Regions from separate parts of the Homo sapiens genome. Here region 1 is linked to region 2. Evidence: chromatin loops called from intact Hi-C (ENCODE). Cell type or tissue: PC-3. All regions are shown on one strand. Links, peaks and the distances in the headings refer to the core of each region. The heading gives the core; the rest is flanking DNA. Region 1 has its middle 26 kb from the start of SNX13. Region 2 has its middle 40 kb from the start of MIR1302-6.

Region 1 (11,812 bases), core at 1,876-9,875, 120 kb before region 2:
CTGTAATCCCAGCACTCTGGAAGGCTGAGGTGGGCAGATCACCTGAGGTCAGGAGTTCGAGACCAGCCTGGCCAACATGGCAAAACCCCGTCTCTGCTAAAAAATATAAAAATTAGCTGGGCATGGTGGCACACTCCTGTAATCCCAGCTACTCAGGAGGCTGAGGCTGGAGAATCTCTTGAACCCAGGAGGTGGAGGTTGCAGTGAGCCGAGATTGCGCCATTGCACTCCAGCCTGGGTGACAGAGCAAGATTCGGTCTCAAAAAAAAAAAAAAAAGCTAATGAGTGGGAAGTAGACTTACATGACATAAAACATACTTTAAAGCCTCTATAATTAAAAAAGTAGAGTGTAGATGCAGGAATAGAGAGACCAATAAAACAGAATACCAGGTCCAGAAATAGATCCAACCAAGCACATAAGAAATTTAGTAAATGATAGATGTGGAAGTTTGTATCACTGGGGGGAAATGATAGTCTTTAACAAAAATTGTATTCAAATATTAGAATTTTGGAGCCAGGTGCAGTGGCTCATGCCCCAGCACTTTGGGAGGCTGAGACAGGAGGATCACTTGAGGCCATGAGTTCAAGACCAGCCTGGGCAAAATAGTGAGACCTCGTCTATACAAAACATTAAAAAAATTAGCCGGACCTGGTGGCATGTGCCTGTGGTCCCAGCTACGGGGGAGGATGAGGTGAGAGGATCACTTGGGCCTTTGGAAGTTGAGACTACAGTGAATGGTGATCCCGCCACTGTACTCTATCCAGCCGGGGCATCAGAGCAACACTCTGTCTCAGACAAAAAAAAAAAAATTTGAAAAAAGACAAAATTAGATCCATACTTCATCTATTCAAAAGACAATTCTCCAAACACATCAGGTATCCAAATGTAAAATATTAAATCATATAATTACTAGAAGAGAACATGAATGAGTTCATTTAAGACATGAATGTCAGTGCCGCTACACACATGATCCCATACCAGACACTGTATATAGGTGATCTCAATGAAAAGTTGCTCAAAACTCAGTGAGGAAGATACATTGTCATCATACCCACTCTGTCGATGGAAAAACCTGATGCAGATAAGCTATGAGATAGAAGGCCACATATTTCCCTGGGTGGTCTCTCTCAGCCTGATCATGTAAATTAACACCTTATATTCATAGGGATATTCAGAGTCTAAAGAAGATTTTAAGAAACAAGGTATCATACCCATTACAGGCAGCCTTGCAGCCTTCTTCAAATTCCTCATGCCACAGAACCTGCAGTGTAATGACACTAGTTAAGTCCAGGCCTTTTCGGGAAAAGCAAGGGAAGATACTGCCGAAAGGTCGCAGGCTCATTGCAGACGATCTGAAGGCTGGAGCTGTGCTGAAAGTTTTCTTCTCTAGCCATCTATAATACATAAAGAAGCTGCTCATCGATAAGCTGAAGGGTGTCAGCTTCATTAAGATGAAATTCGAGGACATCAAGGATTGGTCCAACCTAGTAATGCCACGAGAATAATGGGGATTTTTGCCAAACCTGACCATGCTAACATGACATATCCAAAGACTCAGCTTTAGCACTCACTGCCTTTATTATTGATTTGTGACAATCTCTGCGACCCTGGGAACCTGGGGACAATTCTGAGATCTCCAGCTGGGGAAGGCTGCAGCAAAGTGTTACTCACTTTGAAAGGATGTGTGGATGCCTGGGAGCCCAAAGTGCTACAGGCGGGTATGGGTGCACATTTCCAAGTGCCCATTATCGATAATCTGAAAACGAAACAGTGCCAAATTACCTGCCCCCTGACACCCAGGTCTGTGTGGCTGACAACTGAAGCCTTTATGCTCAGGCTCAGATGTCTAATAAAGCCAGTGACCATGGCTGGGTGTAGGATTGGCGATTCCTGAAGTTTCACAAGTATGAAGAAAAGCAAGGTCTAGAAACTGGAGCCAGTAAAGGTTTGCTGCCTGTTATTGAGGTTCAGAGTTATGACTTGGACTGGACAGAGGCACCAGCAGCTGTAATGGTTGGTGGCGTGACCTACGGCATGATCCTGGAATCTCTGTAGTTTGCCGAGAGCCCTGCGGGCAAGAGGCTGCTGATCCCTGTTGCACCTGGAGTGGACAGCCTCAACTCAGCCATGGCTGCACGCATCCTGTTTTTTGAAGGGAAAAGACAACTGCGGGTGAGGGCGGAACACTTGAGCAGGGACAGGAGTTACCACGGAGAGGGGACAGAAAAGTGAGTTCTGCTGAGGACATCTCCAGCTCCCCCTATGCTGGCACATCGTTAGGAGGCTGGCAGAGTCGGAAACTGTGGCCTCTCAGTTGGTGACTGTGGCCTCCATGTTCAGGAGGCAACAGGTAAGCATGATACCATCATATGGTTATAGGAAAAATCAGAATTTCCATAAATTTCTGCTATTCCTCAGAAATAACAGGTCAAAATCCTTCCTGAGAACCCCCATCTCTTCACTGATTTTGAGGTTATATCTTATTCTTTTCCTTGGTGACAATACAAATAGGGGATCCACATGGCTCTGTATGTGTGTTTTTAAAAATTGTCCACTGAGAAGCATTTCGTGCCCAGAAAGCTCCTGAAAGCATCATCTCGGGCAGGGAGGAATTTGCTCCACCAGCTGGTGGGTGTTTTGCAATCATCGAGCACTGGTTATAGGTCATGGCCAAGTCACTCACATGTGATCATTGGTCAATGGTAAATAAAATAAAGTGTAGAACCAGCAGATTACATTGAAAAGTTTTATTTGTGTGATCAAAAAAATAAATAAAATAAAACAGGAATGTAGGGAAATCCTTTCTAACTATGACTCAAAATCTAGAAGCATTAAGAGAAAATATTTTACTTTGCAGCTCTTATTGCCAAAGGGATTTTTATCCAGTGGAAGGCTGACTTCACCAGAGCAAGAAAAATCAGCCAGAGGCATCTGGGATGAATCTTGCAGCTACAGGACCAGCACCCAGACCATCTGTGAGATTTGGGCAAAACTGTGCTCATCAAGTGCAGCCTACCTCTACCCTCACAGTGTTGCCCACTTCATTCAACTGGGATTTTTTTCTCTATTAGTACTCCACCAAAATTAGAGCCTCTAGTCTGTTTCTCCAATACCCAGAGGCCCTGCATAGAATTTACTACCATTTTCCTACCAAAGGCCACATCCTATTCCGGAATTCCCCATACTATTAGTCGTTAACTAAGGACCTGCTTTAAAATAATAACTCAGAACCAGAATGCCATCAAATTGACTTCCTCTGGTACTTACACTTCCTTGTACATATTTATACCCTGATATGACATGGACCCCTTGCATTACCTGTCATCTCTAATAATTACTGCACAATTGGTTCTTCTCAAATAATGACTCCTGTTAGGACCAAGACCAGGGCTTCTTTCAACTTTGCATTTTGGACTACTAGCTTGGTTTCCTCAGTTTTTTACCTGCAGTGAAGTCACTCTTCTCAGTGATGCTTTTCCCACACTATCCTGCCTTTCCTTTCCTGTGTCCAGTCCCTATTGCTAGAATTAGCTAGCTTTCTTTAATCACCAAATTGCCTTTTATTATGCTGTGGCAGACATTATAGCGCTCACTTATATCTGTTCTTTCTTTCTGGAAACGTATTGCATAAAACTTCCCTGTCCACCTTTTAGTTAGGTGATATTGTCTTAGGTCAAGTTTCCCAGATCCAATCTGTAAGACAAGAATGTATATGCAAGTGATATATTAAGGAAATATTCTCAAGGAAGACTGTAAGGAAGTGATAGAAGCAAGACAGAGAATGAAATAAAGCCAAGCAAGGCAAAAGTCCCACACATGGTAGGCTTTAGGAAGATCCTACAAGAGAATTTTGGAGGGAAAACAATTTCTCAGAGTTATCCCAACCTGAAGCAAGGGAGCTGAGCTAATATTCCTGTACAAAACAGTCTCTAATCAACAGCCACAGACAGGCACGGTGGCTCACGCCTATAATCCCAGCACTTTGGGAGGCTGAGGCAGTCAAATCACTTGAGCCCAAAAGTTCGAGACCAGCTTGGGCAACATAGTGAGAGTCCATCTCTACAAAAAATTAGCCAAGCATAATGGTTCTCACCTGTAGTCCCAGCTCCTTGGGAGGCTGAAATCACTTGAGCCTGGGAAGTCAAAGCTGCAGTGAGCTGTGAACACACCACTGCACTCAGCCTGGGCGACACAGTAACACCTTGTCTCAAAAAAAAAAAAAAAATCAACAGCCACTTCAAAGTATGCACCAGGCATTTCTGGCTCTTGATGCAAAGGGGCTCCAGTAACCCAAATGGAAGCTATTGAAGAAGAGTCACAGGTGCTGGCCATTGAACACATGCCAATCAGGGATTTAAGCCAATGACAGACATTATCTGTTTCAGGTCTCAAGTGAGTAGTTCTCTGGCCAATGATTTTTGAATGGAAATTATTGTCACAGTGAATTTCACTTTCCGTGTGCACTCCTCCAGCAATTTTTTCTCCTTCCTTGTGTCAATCTAGAAGTCTATCTGCTTTAGAAAATGCAGCACCATAAGGTGGTAGAGTCTGGTCAGATTGCATCTTTGAGTTATGGAGGCAGAGCCTTCTTCTGACCTATGTTAGACATTTCTATTAAGTGAGGAATAAACTTAGTATGTGTTTGTTATTATAGCACATCCTCTCCTATCCTGACTAATACATATCCCATATATGCATTTTTCATTCAAAAATATTTGCTGAGCAAATATCATGTGCTAGATATTATGCTAGAGAATATAAAGACAAAAAAGAAATGTTCCTTTTCCTCAGAAAGCCCCTTATCATAATAGAGTCTAGTTAGTGCCATGATAGAGATATGTGGTGGGACCCAGAATGCTTTGTGAACAATGAGTAGGAGACTCTAAAAGAGACAGCAAGGCCAGGCAAGTCTCCTTAGAGATTCCACATGAGTCACATTATAAAGCATGAGTTAAAATTAGCTAGAAAAATAAAGGGGCTGGGAAAGGAAGGTCAACAGAAGCAGCCAGAACATGAGATGCAAAGTTCTGATTTGTGAAGGACAGGATACACTGATGACTCACTAATATATAACAATATACAAAGTAGTATTTTGATATTTTATTTGTTGTAGCTTGGCCTGTCAGATTGAACCACAGACTAGTTAATTGACAGGAAGTAATTTCAAATGATGAGCTAGTTCATGACCTAAAGCAAATTATTATTTTACTTCTCTGTGTCCTGTTTACCTATTCTGAAAGATGAAAGTACTGACCTGCTTCATAGAGATGTTGTTTAATTACTCTTCAAAGTTGCTTTGAAAATATCAAGGCCTTCTCAAACATAAAGTACTAGTACAATTTCCTTAGGAGCTGTGCTAACAGAAGAAAATGTAGGTTTAAATCTTTAGACTGGAATAAATCTAAAGAAGAAAATAATTATTGATTCCTTTCCACTAGTATTAGAGCAATTTCTACTGATACGTCTTTAATGATCTCAGGATAAAAAAAAAATGGTAAAGGTATGATTATTCCATGACAAGAATAGGAAAATTTTTAAAGTTACCACCCCTGGGCCGGACGTGGGCTCACGCCTGCTATGCTAGCACTTTGGAAGGTCAAGGTGGGCAGATCGCTTAAGCTCAGGAGTTCGAGACCAACCTGGACAAGCAAAACCCCATTTCAACAAAAAATTAAAAAAATTAGCTGAGTGTGGTGGCGCATGCCTTTAGTTCAGGTTACTTGGGGGACTGAGGTGGGAGGATCACTTGAGCCCAGGAGGTCGAGGCTGCAGTGAGCCGAGATCCTGCCACTGCACTCCAGCCCGGGTGACAAAGTGAGACCCTGTCTCAAGAAAGAGAAAAAAGTTACCATCACTGGAAGGGGCTTCCAGGGAAAAAGTACTCAGATGACCCATTTTACCCTTTTAAATTTAAATACAGATGATCATGATAACTAACATCTAATGAGCAAAATAATATGTTCTAGAATGGTTCTATGTGTTTTTCCATGTATAATCTTTGGAAATTATCTAGGCAACTTTATCTCTAGATAGTAAAAAACCTAGATAGGTTTATTATTATCTCTGTCTTGCAGACAAGGAAATGCAGGCACAGAGAGTTTAGCAATGTGCCCAGGGCCACTCATTATATTCCACGGTACTCATGATATTCCTGAGTACTTGTGTGGCTCTGAGAAACTCTGTTTCTCTGTGTCTTTTTAAAACATCCACAATTTTCCTTTAGGGCTCACGGGAAGAACAGTACCTTTAAGGTATTTCTATACTCGTGGTAAAATTTCTGCTTATATGACCAGATTAATAAAAGCCGTTATCTTAGAAGGCAAACTGTATAGAAAAGTTCATCTGAATTCAGCTTTTCCCTGACCACTTTTATTGACATTACTCAGTTGACCCGTCTGTTTCCCAATTTAGCTTCCCTCAAGATTGTGGGAAATTTCTGATTTTTCTCAGGAACAATTGTGGATATGACTTTTTTGTGCACCACTGTTTCTGAAACTTCTGCCCACATTTAATGCCACTTCCTTATTAGGAATTATAATTATTAATGTCACTGTCTTACTATTGTCCCTAATTTGTCTCTAGAATTGAGACAAAACTAGAAAGCCTGCCATAGTTTCATTTCACTTACCAGACCAGTCCCTGGCTTTCTTCTTTGCCCATGCTGGTATATGACATTGAGCAATAATACACACTAAAATAATCCCCCATATTTTCTGTTTTTTAAATACCAATAATATGCACCTTCCTGTAGCGTATTTTTAGTGTTCTCAAATGTATTGAAGTATGGAAATCATCTGTGATCTACATACTGAACAAACAATATTAGTATTGCTTAATGTTTCCCTTCATAGACTTTTTTCTGAGGCCCCCATTCAGACTACAGCATTAAAGAAAAGCTAATGTCAATCAAAATTCAAGTGAATTATAACTAGCAGTGTGTGAGCAGTATAATCGATTAGATCAATCTGAAAAGATACAATTATGAAAGCAGAATTGTGTCTGCTTCTCTAGTGGGCATGTCTAATTATTTTTATTTGCATGGAATATTAGTCAGACATTTAATAATTAAATATAGATTCACTTATAGAACAGCAATGCAAACAATAGCTAATATTTATTGACCACTTACTATGTGCCCAGCAGCGTGCTAAGCATTCAGTTTGCATGATTATCATCTAATACCTCCCAAACTCTATAACCTATATCATATATATATATATACATATATAAATAGTCCATATGCTAGTTGATACGCTGATTGATAGATGGCAGAACATATTCCCATTATATAGACTGAACAGATGTTTCATTGATATGGTTTTATGAGGGCTATGAAAATTTATCTCGTCGCCCTACATTAACATGCAGTTTTCGCACTTATCACCTATTTCATGTAGAAAATATCTTTTGTTCTCTAAGGGTTAGATCATTTATTCCAGCGAGTTCTATCAGGAAAATTAGCCTGACATTTAGCAGTCTTTAGCAAGAGTCAAAATTTACCAGAATGAACCGTAAGGAGAGATTAGAGGAGGAAAGGATTGTACCTGGGGCTTAGGATCTTTATCAGTTCAAACAACAGCCAACAAAAAGACAGTATTAGGTTGGAAGAGGCATAATTGGGAGTACAAAAGAAGGAAAAAGAAAAAAAGAGTCACAACTTTGGATTAGAATCATAATATTGGCTAAAGGCAGATATAATTTCCATTTCACACAAAGGGAAATTAAGAGATCAATAACCACACAAAGTTACACAGGTGGTAAAGCCTGGAATCAAATTCCAGGAGCCTGGTTCCAAATCCTTTCTACCATTTTTAAAAAATTATTATTATATAAGAGTGCTGCCTGGATCCGTTGTGTTTTTTCACTGCAAAAGGTGAGATGACTTCCTAAACCCTTCTTTAATCAGCCTAAATCTATGTTTTCTCATGTCTTTTGAGGTTCATGGCTAGCATTGGGTAAAAGCAGTTAGGAAGAAAAGCTAAAGCAGTATAGCCTAGTAACGAAATCTATGGACTCTGGATTCTAAACTTTTTGAGTTTCAAATTCCAGCTTTATCACTTACTGACTTTTCTTTTGGACAAGTTACTTGAACTCCTGCATAGCTTTCCTTATCTGTAAAATGAGCACAATAAGAATGCTACTCTCATGGAGCTTTTTTAAAGGAAAAAGTAATACAAACTGCAAAGCATGCAGAAGAATCCTTTTCACACGGGGAATGCTCAAGTCATGTTGCAAGGTATTTCAACATAAATGGTAAGACACTGTTAGGACTGGGCATGGAGATGAAAATCACAAAGGCAATGAGGATAGAAATCCTCTAAAATAGACAAAAATGGCTTCATGAAAGTGACAGAAGAAACAGAGGAGATGCAGAGGTATGTGTTGGCAAGCTGACTGAGCAAATAAGGTGTAAGTGTTAAATAATGAGGAGGAAAAGAATGCAGTTTAACGTGTAGAAATTTCTAGGGAATAGGGAGGAAGCTTGCTTTGCCTACATTTTGGCTGTTTATAGAAGCAGTGGAAGGCAAGAGCTTCACAGAGGAAACTGTAAGAGATGCAAAGACATGGGAAGAGTTTAGAAGAGATGGAAGGAAGCTATAGAAACAGACAGGATTAAACACAGGTTTTCCCTCAGAGGACTGGGCCATGGGGGTTACAAAGAGATAATGGAAAGGAATGTTGAAACAGAATTTTATGGGAGGAAATGAGGATAATAAACTTGCCCTGGGAAAGTGGGTGGGGAGGATAAGAATGAGGAATTATTAGAGGAGAAAGAAGTAGGAAATTATATTTGGCAGAAAAGAGTCAACAACCTATTTTCCATGCTCTGACAGGCTTAAACATAAACCAGGTACGTAGCCAGGGTTAAGAATTCGAGTAGTTGGCCAGGTGTGGTGGCTCACTACTGTAATCTCAGCACTTTGGGAGGCTGAGGCGGGAGGATCACTTGAAGTCAGGAGTTTGAGATCAGCCTGGCCCGCATGGTGAAACCCCACCTCTACTGAAAATACAAAAATTAGCCAGGCATGGTGGTGGGCACCTGTAATTCTAGCTACTTAGGAGGGTGAGGCAGGAGAATCGCTTGAACCCAGCAGACAAATGTTGCAGTGACCCAAGATTGAGCCACTGCACTCCAGCCTGGGTGACAAGAGCGAAACGCTGTCTCAAAACTAACTAAATAAATAAAATAAATTAGTCAGGTGGCAGACAAAGTAGAATTTTTCAGAGGACGTATTAGCGTTGGCTCTCTTCTAAATCTTCATCTCATAGACCCATCTGCTTGACCCAGAAAAGCTCAACACTGCCATGACATACACACACAGACTTAAGGCTTGATCCATGATGTGCATGAGTAGTTAGATGTAGAAATCCTTTTTCTACTTGTGACTGGGTGAAAATTTGGGGTAGGAATGGCTGTTCTCAATTTTTGAAACTGTCTGGGTTCTTTTATAGCTACTCCATTAATTTTAGGGATTCTGACAAGAGTATGGTTTTAGAGTAACCTAGTTAAGGAGGTGAGATATTAGCTTTCTAGACCTCACACAAATTAACTGTTTTATTTTATTAATTTTTTTTAAATTTTTTTTTTTTGGAGATGGAGTTTTGCCCTTGTTGCCTAGGCTGGAGTGCAATGGTGCAATCTCGGCTCACTTCAACCTCCACCTCCCGGGTTCAAGTGATTCTCCTGCCTCAGCCTCCCGAGTAGCTGGGATTACAGGCATGCACCACCACACCTGGCTAATTTTGTATTTTTAGTAGAAACGTGGTTTCTCCATGTTGGTCAGGTTGGTCTCGAACTCCCGACCTCAGGTGATCCGCACGTCTCGGCCTCCCAAAGTGCTGGGATTACAGGCGTGAGCCACTGCGCCCAGCAATTTACTGTTTTATTTAAATTTGAGTAGCTCACACAGTGAACTGTTATGACAGTGATCCTACTGAGTGGTAAAAGCCTCTGACCCACAGTGTATATGTAAGTGAAGCAGGAAGACAAATAGGTTATGATTGAAAGAGCTGGGCTGAATATAATATAATATAATATAATATAATATAATATAATATAATATAATATAATATAATATATACTTTTTTTTTTATTTTGAGACAGAGTCTTGCTCTGTCACCCAGGCTGGAGTGCAGTGTCATGATCTTGGCTCACTGAAACTTCTGCCTCCCAGGTTCAAGCAATTCTCCTGCCTCAGCCTTCCAAATAGGCTGGGACTACAGTCACACACCACCATGCCCTGCTAATTTTTGTATTTGTAGTAGAGACGGGGTTTCACCATGTTGGCCAAGCTGGTCTCAAACTCCTGACCTCAAGTGATCTACCCGCCTTGGCCTCCCAAAGTGCTGGGATTACAGGTATAAGCCACAATGCCCAGGCTGAATATATTTTTGTTCAAGGAATTTAGAACATAAGACATTCTAAATAATTTGACCTTTTGTCTGTGAATAATTTGCATATGTTAATATATTAAATATACTTTCCCAAAGACTATTTTAAAAAATATAGCCAACAGATAATAACATATATAACATTTTTACTTCTAGTAATCTTGTACTGTACTCATTCAATAAAAACCTTTTTTTTTTTTTTTTTTTGCAGAACTTCCAAATTTATAGAGACATAGACTCTACAGATAAAGGATGAAATGGACTCTATAGTGAAGGTCTTTGGTGTACATGTTAAATATGTGAGATTTAAAAATCTTGGACTGATAGGGTCATTTTTATATTAGATATTGAACTGAATTTAAATCTCAACTCTAGGTGGCAGTTTACACCATCACTTACTTTAGTTCTTTTAACAAGCAGTAGATTCATTCACAGTTTTTCCATGAATGCATAATTTTGTGTAAAAATTAGTCCCTGGCTCTCGGTATCTGTTAAAAATAGATTTGATTTTAGGAATAAAATCATGGCTTGAGATGCAGGTTTTCCATGTATCTTGTCATTCTTGGTTTCATTAAGCCGACAGAATAAAGCAAAAGAAAATAGATAAAAATGAAGGTTTTAACCGAATTTTTTGGAGAAATATAATATTTTAAAATCATAGCAATAGTTCTACATCAAAGTTGTGCTTCTATCGTGCAGAATAGATCTTAGTATGAATAATTTTTCCATGAATACCCTGATTTTCAGAACTATCAAGGATATTTGAGATTCTGGGTTTTCTGAGATTGTTTAAGCGTATTGATTTAATTGAAGGAAAAACTGTCCTACAGAAAAGGAAAATGACTCATAGCTGTGTTTCTTTGCATCTTATTGATGAAAATAGCCAAAGCTGGAGTTTAATTGGGTTGTCAAGGACCAAAATACTCAGGCTGCCCAATTAAAAGCAATATATCGGCAGGGCGTGGTGGCTCACGCCTGTAATCGTAGCACTTTGGGAGGTCAAGACGGGCGGATCACCTGAGGTCAAGAGTTCGAGACCAGCCTGACCAACACGGAGAAACCTCATCTCTACCAAAAATACAAAATTAGCCGGGTGTGGTGGCACATGCCTGTAATCCCAGCTACTCGGGAGGCTGAGGCAGGAGAATCTCTTGAACCTGGCAGGCAGAGGTTCTGGTGAGCCGAGATCATGCCATTGCATTCCAGCATGGGCAACAAAAGCAGAACTCCATCTCAAAAAAAAAAAAAAAAAAAAAAAAAAAAAAAAAAAAAAGCATATATCAGGCCAGGCGTGGTGGCTCATGCCTGTAATCCCAGCACTTTGGGAGGCCTAGGTGGGCGGATCACTGGAGGTCAGGAGTTTGAGACCAGCCTGGCCAACATGGTGAAACCTGTCTCTACTAAAAATACAAAAAGTAG
Region 2 (11,812 bases), core at 1,977-9,976:
ATTCAAATATTTTCTCTTTTGATGCTTTCCCATAAATTCTGTAAGCTTTCTTCATTCCTTCAATTTTTTTTCTGTTTTCTCCTCTTATTTACATATTCTCCTCTTATATATTTGCAAATAACCTGTCTTCCAGTTCACAGATTCTTTTTCTTCATCAATTTTACTATTGATGCTCTCTATTGTATTTTTTATTTCATTCACTATGTTTTTCAGCTCTAGGATTTGATTTTTAAAGATAATTTTAATCTCTATTAAATTTCTCATTTCATCATTTATTGTTTTCTTGATTTCATTGAATTATTTCTCTGTATTTCCTTCAAGTTTGCCAAGTTTCCTTAGAAGAATTATTTTGAATTCTTTGTAAATCATTTCATAGATCTCAATTTCTTTAGGATTAGTTAGTGCTTTATTTCCGTTGTTTGGTGGTGTCGTTTCCCTGATTTTTCTTGAACCTTATCGGTATGTATTGGTGTCTGTTAATTTGAATAAATAGGGACTTATTAAAATCTTTGCAGACACACTTTATCTGGAAAAACTTTTACCAGTCAGTCTGTCTAGAGATTCTGGCATGCTTTCTGGTGTGGTTCACAGGTAGAGTTACTGCTGGATTTCCCAGGGAGGCTGCCCCAGTGCCCAGGTCTATGGGGTTGTACCTGCGGTCTGCATCCACTGGGGTGGACATGTTGATTGAGTCCACGGGGGTGGCCCTGGAGCCTGTGTTCATGAGGGTGTTCCTACAGCCTGTGTCCATGGGATCCTGCCCCAATCCTGGGTCTATAGGGACTGACCTGTTACTGCTGTGTGCTTTGAGCTTCAATCTGCAGGGGATGGGCAGGCACTAAGATGGGGCTGGAAACTGGTCTGGCACTGGGGTGGCCCTGTGGCTGAGTCTGCAGGAGCAGGCCTAGGTCCTGGGTCCACTATGGCCAGTCTGTAGCCTGGGTCGGCAGGTTTGGTTCTGGAGTCTCAGTCCATGAGGTCTGGCCTAACATTGGGGTCTACTGGATTCTGAGTCTCTGGGTTATATCCTGGAGCCAAGGATCATGGGTGTTGGCTTGGTACTTGAAGCCATGAAAGCTAGCCTGGAGCTTGGGGTCTACCAGGATAGGCCTAGACCCAAGGTCTGCTGAAGCAGGCCCGAACTGTGGGTTCACTGGTGTATAGGACCACAGCAGATGGCCTGGGGGTGTATTTTTGTGCATGTATAGTTGTTCAGATTGATGTTTCTGCAGGAGTACAAGCACTGGAAAGTCTTATTCACCATTTTGCTGACATCCAGATCCTATAAACTTTCTTGAGGGGAAAAATTCCGTTTAATCCTATTCTTGCACGTCACATGTAGTAAGAACCTACTATGTTGAGGGCTCTGTGCTGATCTTTGGAAATAAAAAGTGAATGACTAACACTTCCAAATAAATTATGTAGATACTCTGCCCTAAAAGAAGAGGTCATATCTTTGCTCCGTAAGTGTGGGCTGCGCATAATGACTTCCTCTCAGAGAATACAGTATGTAAAGGGGAGGAAAAAGAGTAAATTTACAGTGGAGAAACCTGACAAACATTACCTCAGCCAGGCGATTAAGATCGTCATCAACAGGGACAAACCATGTTGCCTAGTATATACCCTTGATATAATGTAATGAAAATAGAACTTTATAATCTTCTTTTCCAAAATCCATCACTTTATTTTTACCATGAGAAAAATATCAGACAAATTACTACAGAGGGGCATCCTACAAAATATCTGACTGGGATTCCTCAAAACTGTCATGGTCATAAAAAACAAAGAAAGTCTGAGGAAGTGCCACAGCCAGAAGCCTAAAAAGACATGATCACTAAATATATTGTGGTCTCCTAGATGGGATCCTTAAACAGAAAGAGCACATTAGTAAAAGCTAACAAAAAGAAATCTGATAAACTACGGACCTCAGTTAATAATGTACCAATACCAGTTCACTAATTGTAGAAAATGTATCATACTAAAGAAAGATGAGAATAGCAGGAGAAATTGTGTGTGTGTGTGTGTGTGTGTATGTGTGTATGTGTGTATGCATGTATATTGTTCTCTATACAGTTGGCCATTGAATAACACAGGATTGAACTACATGGATACACTTACATGCACATTTTCTTTCACCTCAACCACCCTTGAGACACAAGACAAACGTTTCCTCTTCCTCTTCAGCTTATTCAGCGTGAAGATGAAGAGGATGAAGACATTTATGATGATTTACTTCTACTTAATGAATAATAAATATATTTTCCTTATGATTTTCATAATAAAATTTTCTTTTCTCTAGACTATTGTTTGAACACAGTATATAATACATATAGCATACAAAATGTGTGTTAATTGTTGATGTTTTGGGAAGGCTTCTGGTCAGCAGTAGGCTATTAGTAGTTTTTAAAGAGTCAAAAGTTATATGTGGATTTTCAACTTTGCAGGGGGTCTGCTCTCCTAACCCCTGTGTTGTTCAAGGCTCACTGTACTATCTTCTGAATTTCTCTGTAAATCTAAAACTGTTTTGAAAAATAGTCTATTAAAAAACTACAAAAAATGTGAATGAGTTATCTTTGTCCTCTTAGAGCTCAGTTGACAAGAGACTAAAACCAGGAAAAAATTATAATATAGTGTCATATATGCAATAATATAGGTTTGAACAGAGAACATGCCAACCCAACCAAAACTTTTAAGATAAATTATCTTTTCAACTAAATCGTAATTTAAAAATTTGAGTCTCTAGTAGCACGCAGCATGTATCTTACTCAAAGTCAGCATTCAAATGTCTAGCAGAATGATGAGGAAGACTGCTCCCATTTGTGAAATGACCTGGACATGGGATACTTAAATAATTAGACTTAAGTGAAGGTTAACTATGCCTGGTATCACCACCCTAAAAGGTGAAAATAAGTTTCAATTCAAATTTTGCCATATACATCTTTATTACACAAAATCTGTTTTAGATACCCAGTGAAATCCCAGGGGCATTTCCTTTTATGTGCTTCAGCCATACTTTACATGAAAGGTTTCTTGAGAGACAATAGAGGGAGAATTTTCCCCTTAAAGTCAATGGTAGGCAAACAGAATCATTAAAAAAAAAAAAAAAAAAAAATCAGCCTAGACACTAAAGTAAGGCCTCGTCTCTAAAAAAGTTAGTCCCAGATACTACTTGGGAGGCTAGAGGATCACTTGTGCCCCGGTCAAGGCTAGAGTGAGCCCTGATGGTACAGCTGCACTCCAGCCTGGGTGACAGAACAAGACCCTGTCTCAAAATACAAAACAAAACAAAACAAAACAAAAAACCCCCACAAAAACCAAAACCAAAACAAACAAACAAAAAAAACCCTCCAAAAACTTAAAGGCTGGACACTTGACCATTTCTTAACTCCATTTTGAAAGGTAAAGGGTGAAAGGTCACTAGATAGTTATATCTGGCATATATACAAATCAGAAATATCTCTACTTGAGTCAATATCATCAATTTCATCCATGAAATGAGAACCCATTACTACGATTCGTCATGCTAACGAACAGAATCCTCAGTGTGGATAGAAAGTTAAGCAGAAGCTCTAGCACCAACAGCCTTTGGAGTATCTTTATTATTTTTTATTTTTAAATTTTTATTTAAAGCTAGCTGACCACTCCTGCAGCGTGAATTCCTGATTAGAGCAAAGTGAGGGATAAATCTAGCCATCATACACTTTTATCCTCCTAAGAATGCTGAACTATTTTAAAAGTACAGCTACCATACCACTCCTTTTCTCGAGTTATCTTGCTGTTATGAAATTGGTAGTCTGGCTTTATTCCTGAGGTTTTTGTTTGTTTGTTTGAAATGGGGGTTTCACTTTGTTGCCCAGCGTGGTCTCGAATTCCTGGGCTCAAGCAATCCTCCAGCCTCGGCTTCCCAAAGTACTGGGGTTATAGGCTTGAGCTACCGGGCCTAGGCCCTAATCCTAAATTTTAATCTTAACTCTGCCACTGTGAGACCTTGGGCAAATCACACTACTCCCATGGATCCGAGTTCTCTCCTCTAAAAATGAGGGTACTGGGTTAGGTCTTTCTTGATCTTTCCATCCATATAATTAATCTATAAGCTTAGCTGTGTTTTAGCTGACGTAGAGGAAAACCATAAATATGAAAGCAGAGACACCAGCTTTAATTCGTTTGATGGTCAAATTACATACACCATAAATATTAGCCTCTTTGAGTGATCAACTGTTAGCTTTAGCCAAGTATGTTTAGGATTACACTTAAAAAAATATTTTATTGTTGTACACTTCATAAAGGAATCTACAGCTACTAGTGATGCTAGTATAGACTTCATTTATAGCAGAAAAAAAATCCCCAAGGTAAGAATACTAACCACTGAAGGAGATCACCTCGTTAATTCTCGGCCCTTCTAACTCTGCTTGCCTTCTTTCAGGGTTGGTTTCAGAGCGAATGGTCCTCTCTGTTCAGCCTTAAAACGCGGCATACCTAAGTCATGTTTCCAACAGCAGTCACCATATTCCCTCACGTTTCCCATTTGACAAACCCCAAATGTAGCATTTTTTTCTCTTAAAATTCCCTTGAATGATTCTTCAAGCTCCACGCATCTGTGGGGACGTTCCAGGTACCGCCCCACAATGCTACCTCCTCTTTAAAAGAAGTCGTTCAGCTGGGGCGGGCTGGCGCTGCGTGGCGCGCACCTGAGCGGCCGGGGCTCCCCGAGCCACGGGGGGCGCGAGAGGGCGAGGCAGCGGCCTGGCTTCTCCCCAGCACCGTTCTCTGTCACGGCCGCCGCCTGACCATCACCCCGCGCCTCGCGTGGGCATGTCTCGCTTCAGAAATCCCAAGTCGTCTTAGGTTCCCTGGTCCTTCCCCTGGGGGGGAAAAAAAACGCTGGTGCAGCCCAGAGCCCTTTTCCGCTCCACCCCGGGATGTCCTCGCTGCCCTCCCGCCTCCCGCGCGTCCTTCCCAGCGCGTCGGCCGCGCGCCCAGGTGTTCCCGCGTCCGTAATCCCCTCCGGCCCGCGCCTCCCGGCCCGCCCTGCGGGTCTCCAGCGCCTGGGCCCGCGCTCTCGCCGCGGGTCCTTCCTCCTATCCCCACCCAGCCCCGCCCAGCCTCCGCGGCGCTGGGGCTCCCGGCCGAGCCTCTCCTCCCACCTCCGTCCCCTACTTCCCTCCCCAAGAAGTGCTATTTTTAGCAAATTCTCCGCGCGCCGCCGCCCGCTCAGCTCGCAGCTCGCAGCCGCCCGCTGCCGCCCTCCCGAGCCCCCCCCGCGCGGCGGCGGCGGCGGCGGCGGCGGCGGCGCGTCCCGCACATCGCGCAGCGCGCACCGAGCCGGCCGCGCCGCGCCCGCCGCTCTCGCCGCTTTCGCCGCGGTCTCCTCCTCTAGCGCCCGCCGCGGCCGGTAAATCTCGGCTGGAGGAGCAGCGGCGGCCCCCGAGTCAACTTTCATTCCCTTTTTGCTTCTGCCTCACCATTCTCTTCTCCTCCTCGAAAGATGGCTGTTTGGAGAAGGGGGAGAAGTTAAGAGGTCGCCAGCGCGGAGCGAAGGAGGGCGCGATAGCCTCAGCAGGAGCGGGCGGAGGTGAGTGGCACCACGGCAGAGTCCCCGGCTGGTGCTTGAGGAAAGCCCTGGGAATTGGGGGCCACCGGTCCTCAGGATGCGCCGCGGTATTCCCTTCTCGGGTTCCGCAGGTTAACAGCATCTCAGTCCGGACTCTGATGCCACTTGCCTTGCATCTCGCAGCCCGGAGACCGGTGGGTTTAAGGGAACCTTCGTCAGAAGTTGGGTGCTAGGTCATCTTTGTGGCATGCAGACCCTGACATTTGGCTAGGCAAACTGAGGCGAGCGGTCGGTGGCGTGATTCTCTCCCGCCCCCAAACACACCCAGTTTATGTTGGAGCCGAGCTATGAATGAAAAGTTTGTACTGGCAACGTGTTGCTTGAGGGGAGCAACGCTTATTGGGGGGTACCTTTGATGTTTCGTGGAGGACTTCAGTTTTAAGTCAATACATCAGAATCCTGGGTTTTAAGAAAAGTTCAGGAGGCTGGGGGATGGGATGGGAGATAAAGCAGTTCCTTGACTAGTGGAAGGAGAGTGATGAATCGTAAGCTTATTAAGGTAAACTGGTTAATTAGATGCCATACGAGGGTGTCACAGTGGGGACTAGAGGGAACGGAGGACGGGGGCGTTCCCTGAGCGCCTAGCAGGCTGCGTTTGTTTGGCTTTGAAGCCGTTATCCCCTTGTCCGCAATGAGAGGTGCTGGTGTCAGGCCTGTGTGTCTGTGATGTGACAGAGCGGGACTGAGCTCTCTCCAGATCCGAGGCGCGGTTGTCAGGAGAGGTGGCCTGCAACGGAGAGCTGAGGATGCAGTTCCTGTGATGTGGACTTGGAGAATTCTCTAGTGAGTCTCCTGTGCTCCAATTTCAGGAAGATCTGTCAATTGTTTTTTCTTCCAGGGAGGTGTGTGTAATCTCCTAAAAGGAACTTTCAGCTTTAAGTAACTGTAGCATTTTGAAATCCTATAAGAAATGAGATATCTACATATATTCATTATTTCATGTATGTGGGGTGTGTATGTGTGTGTGTAAAATATGGGAAAGGGGTAAGAAAGGCTTAAAAAGTTTAACTTCTACCAGAAAAGAAAGCGAAGAGTTAATTTTTTTCTCCCCAAATGGTATAACAATGCATATACAACTAAATACTCTTGCTGTGCTGAGATTTCTCATAAGGAGTAAGATTTAGGAATTACAAGTATTCAGAGCACTGTCATGTTTTCAAATCTTGCAGGCACTGTCGAAATCTGGAAAAAGGGAGTACGTACATAGAAAACCCATATTAAAGGAAAAAAACATTGAAAATCTCCCAAAAGAAAACCTTATGACATTTGAAAAGGCCTGGATGTTTTCTGATGCCCCAGAAATCTTTCTAATCCTGTAATTAAAAACAGCACAGAATAAGTTGCATTTAAGAAATCAGCAATCATGTTTAAAAGATATCTTTTGACCTTCTTTTTCGTACTTTTGATTTTTATTATGGAAATTATTGTGACTGAAAATTTGTTGTTTAATATATTTGCCTTTTACCACAGATAATTAGTCTTCCTTATCCTTTTAAACCACTGTTCCAGTTTGGACCAATTTAATTCCCCAAACATCAAATTACTGATGTTCCTTCTGGAAACCATTTATGTTTAAAATGGCTAATAAGAATATTATATTTCCAAAACAACATAATTTAGTCAGTTGTAAAACTTGCTTGTAATTTATTCTCATCCATTTTGTTTGAATGGGGCACATTTGAAGAAGAGCAGCATTTTCTTAGAATATGCCATTTTCTGTGTGGGAAAAAGCTAGTGTTTTCATATATGTTTTAGCTATTAAACAGATGCATGTAAGGTGGCAATCCTGTCTGACCTTTGATAAACTGCCAGCCAGAGGGAGAGAGATGCTTTCTTAGCTGTGCTAGTGAATTGATAATCTTTACTACAAAATGGACACGGTTAGATGCACATAAGGTTGTGCAGAAGGAAGTTAAGGAGTTTTAAATTAAATACCAGTTTATGGGTAGGAGACAGATTTTTTTTTTTAACCTTGATCTTCCTGTTTCTTTCTTTCTGCAGTTCAGCCTGTTGGGCTGGCCTTTATTGGAGAGTCAGACCAGCACTCTGACTAGAGAGTGTTTAGCACATTAAAGTGCTGTCTTTTGTAGAAATAATGATGGCTCTTTTGCAATTAAAAGGTAATTTTATACATGCTTATAGATTTTTGTGATTGTTTGGTGACCAAATTAAGCATAACCGTTATTATGGTAGAAAGAGTTGTTTTATGAAGTTATTGCCACTATATATAAATAATTATATATTTAAGATATAGATGAATTCTATTTGAGGTTTAGGAGTTTTGAATCTTAAGGCCAGCTGACCAGATATAAACCTATTTAATTAACTAATTTGAATGACACCAGAATTCAGATTTTTATTAATATCTACATCTAGGTTTATGTAGCTTTCCTTTCTTTTTATTAGAATTACTTCTTTTTTGAATTTGTTTAAATATTACAACATATTACATTATAATTTGTACACACTCAGTGGGGAAGGTGCAGGTTATTCTTAAATAGAGATGTGGAGAAATAGCTAACAAGGAGAGTCATTTGAGAAACATATGGACATCATAAAATCCTTCTGTATGTAGCATCTGTACCTTCTCATTAGTGAAATATTGTAGTTATGGACATTTTTTGTTATTACATCCAAATGTGGCTTTTTATTTTTGCTTCATTGGTTTTTTTTTGTTTGTTTTAAAATACAATTTGTATTACTGTTTAAGTTGGTGGGGGCTCTTACTGCTTGAAGCCTTTTGCTTTCAATAGACATCATACTTAATTTTTATTGCATGCATCTGCAGATATATACAATTGTTTCCCAGTTTGTTATTATAATTCTTACACTTTTTGGTGATTCCTCAAAACATTTGAGAGATAAGTAGGGTGACATATTGTTCTCATTTTAGGAAGGAGGCGGCAGGTACACTGATATACCCAACGTTACACCATAGTGAATCAGTGTGAAGCTGAGCTTAACATCTATATTTCCTGTATTTTAATTATGAGAGCAAGCTGCTCCTGTGTCTTATGATAACTTCATAAATTTATGTATTTCTAGATTTTTAAAGTGGTCATCTTTATACATGTGCAGATCAGATTTTAAATCAGTCAATATAGTCATAAGGGGATGGATCATACTGTTGGCCTGTTGATGGGAGAGAACCATGACTCTAATAGCTACTGCTGAAATAAACAAAGAAGCACACACACCTCTGCAGAATATTTGTTCTTGCAATCAATCCATAGTCCACATATTTCTCTGCCCTGCTGGCCTCACCCTATCAACTACCTACTGCCCTTTTACTGATCAAAGCAGTTCTTAAAGTTTATCAGCACAGTTGTCAAGCTTGAGGATCATCAGCCTCACTGGCAAGAAAAGTCAGAACCTGATTTTTGGGAAGAGAGAGTATTGACGGGGGACAGTAATGGAGTGTTCACTCCAGAGGCAGCCAGTAGTGGTCAGAGATCATATTCTGGGTGTCGGGATGTCTATTTCTCTCATCAGCTCTGCTTCTTTGGCCGAACTTACAGGTATCAAAGTGAACAGAAGGTTTATGGAATTATCTAGTCATTTCTTTCCATGTAGATCTCATATCTGAATAAATCAGACTTTTTTTAAAAAAAAGAAAAGGACAGAAACTTGTTCTTTTTCTTCATCTCACCAAATCTCCTCTCCTTCAAATCCCACTAGAATTTTTTTAGGATAATTGCCCACATGATTTGTAACACTAAAGTGATAGACTTCTGATATTGCATTATTACACTTAACAGTGGAATATATTATCCAGCTTGCAGAAGGAAGCATTGTAATTCTGTAGATAATGGTAATATGTAATCTTATGCAAGTATTTTTGAATAAGCAGACAGTACCAAGAGCTCTCCATTAAGCTAATATGTATATTCTTACTCTTCCATTCCCTAAATTACAAATGGTTTATAGGAGCTCATCCAAATCATTAAGTATCAAGTACTGAAAAAAAGTTCAGATGTGGTTTCCTGTTTACTATGGTGAATTTTGTTTAGAGCTTCAAAGAGAGGAAAACTACTATCTATTGTTTGCTGCACCAGAGAGAGTATAACGTGTTTCTGGTGAGCTTGAGGAGCATTGAGGTTGCTGGAAATGGTACTTTCTTCACATCTCTACAGAAGCTGTGATAAGAAGGAGATGGGTGTGGACTGGTTTAGTTCTAGTACAGTAGTGATGACTGGAATTTGAAGTGACCACTGAAAGGGTAAGATTTGGATAGTCTGTGTGTCACTCAAGGTATTCAGTAGCAAGTCATGGAAACTAACTTAGTTAATATAAGCATCAAATAAATTTATTAGAGGATATTGACTTTGTTTTCTCTTGCTGTGTAACACATTTCCACAAATTTAGCAGCTTAACACAACACCCCTTTATCATATCAGTTTCATTGCTCAGAAGTCCACACATAGCTCAACTAGGTCCTCTGGCCAGAGATCTTCTCCCATGTTGGCTAGGGCTGCAATCCCAACAGAAGATCAATAGGAAAAGATCCACTTTCAAGCTCTTTTCTATTATTGGCAGAATTTATCTCATAGTGGCTGTAGGACTGAGGCCTCCATTTTCTTGCTGGCTGTCATTCAGAGGCTGCCCTTAACTCTTAGAGGCTGCTGTTATTCTTTGCCATGTGGCCCTCTCATAGGTACTGTTACAACATGGCATCTTACTTTTTTAAAGCTAGCAAGGAAGTCTCTCTTGCTCCAGTCTGATAAGAAAGAGTCTTATATACTATAATATAATAGTGAGAGAGTGACATCAGGCTATACAAGGGCATGACTCCTTGGAGGTCAGCTTAGGGTATGTCCACCACATTGACTAGCTCATAGAATCTCTGGTGTAGGGTGGGCACAGTGGCTTATGCCGGTAATCCCAGCACTTTGGCAGGCCAAGGCAGATGAACTGCTTGAGTCCAGGAGTTCAAGATCAGCCTGGGCAACATGGCGCGACCCTGTTGCTACAAAAAAATGCAGAAAAAATTACCTGAACGTGATGGTGTGTGCCTGAAGTCCCAGCTAGTTGGCAGGCTGAGGTGGGAGGATCACCTGAGTCTGGGAATTTGAGGCTACAGTAAGCCATGATCGTGCCACCATGCTCCAGCCTGGGCAACACAGTAAGACCCTATTTTTCTTTCTTTCTTTTTTTTTTTTTAAAAAAAAGAACCTCTGGTAAAGTCAGCAGACCTGACTTTGAAGCCACTCAAGTAGAAACAAGGCTCCAAATCCCTCTGCAGAATTTGTCCTGTGAGGTACTGCTGCTGTCGCTGCTGGCATATAGCTTCTACAGTTGAATGTGGGCTCTATATCATAAAAGAGAGGATTCTCCACATATAATAATGGGGTCCCATTGTCCATTGCCAAAAAGAATGACAGGTGTCCACTGCTGAGGGAAAGAAGAAAAAATGATTGCTTAATGAAATGTTTGAGTTTTTGGCCAGGATAGGCATGATAGCCTTCTAGGGATGGGATTGAATTGGAAAGTGACTGAAGTCATGATGACTTCTTGGAAGAGAAAACTCTTCCAGGATTTAGGAGAATAATGGTAATGAGGGTCCATTTATGAGTGGTAGTGATAAGAAAGGAGTAGAAAACCTTTGAAAGATGAATCACTACACATACATTAGTCTGGGTATTGACTTAATTAGTCCCTAAATATATTCCACGCATGAAAGACTTTTAAGGGACTGATTCCACTAATCCTTGCAGGGAACCAGCGCTGTGACTTGGAGGCCTGCAGTGTGGTCTACCCTCATTTTATAGAAAGGAGTAGAGCTAAGGACCATTGTACTATATTTGTGGCCCAGTGACTATAGGGTGCTATGTAGTGGGTTGGGGACTATTGAACACACCCTGTGCTCTAAGCACTTTGCCAGACACATTTTATCTATTTTGTATCTCAAACTCTGGCAGTTTAGTTTATATTTCCCTAGTTCTGCCTCCCTTCTCCCCTGGCAGGTGTGTGGAGACTTTGAAAGGCTAAATACTTTGCCAAGGGTCGTTCAGCTAGGGGTGGCATTAGGATTTGAATCCAGGTCTGATTCCAGAGCCTGAAGTCTTGTAGTACACATCCCATACTCACAAGCAGTAAGTGAAGTTTCCAGGGGGAAAGCCTGTTACTCACATTGAAGTGGATGTCAGTGCTACAATTGCTGTTGGGTTCCATCATTCAGCTTGAGAGAACTGGATACTGCAA

The links. A loop is a pair of places that touch in the nucleus more often than their neighbours do. Peaks named below come from ENCODE experiments on the same cell type or tissue, not always from the same donor. Only the 100,000 strongest peaks of a DNase experiment are listed, where the experiment ranks them.
Region 1: it touches region 2 in a loop (2.1-fold over the local background); 2 of 110 quality-filtered maps call a loop at or near these places.

The regions. Positions count from the first base shown.
Region 1 is chr7:17,960,822-17,972,633 of GRCh38, forward strand. It overlaps the pseudogene MRM3P2. Among named protein-coding and RNA genes, the nearest start is that of SNX13, 26 kb to the left of the region's middle. In PC-3, for the core only: no CTCF peak of the experiment used is centred there; DNase peaks (open chromatin) are centred at 4,970 and 8,710; H3K27ac peaks cover 2,388 bases.
Region 2 is chr7:18,081,642-18,093,453 of GRCh38, forward strand. It overlaps a transcript of HDAC9 not described here. Among named protein-coding and RNA genes, the nearest start is that of MIR1302-6, 40 kb to the right of the region's middle. RefSeq lists enhancers at 5,125-5,673, 5,674-6,221. In PC-3, for the core only: no CTCF peak of the experiment used is centred there; no DNase peak of the experiment used is centred there; H3K4me3 peaks cover 2,399 bases.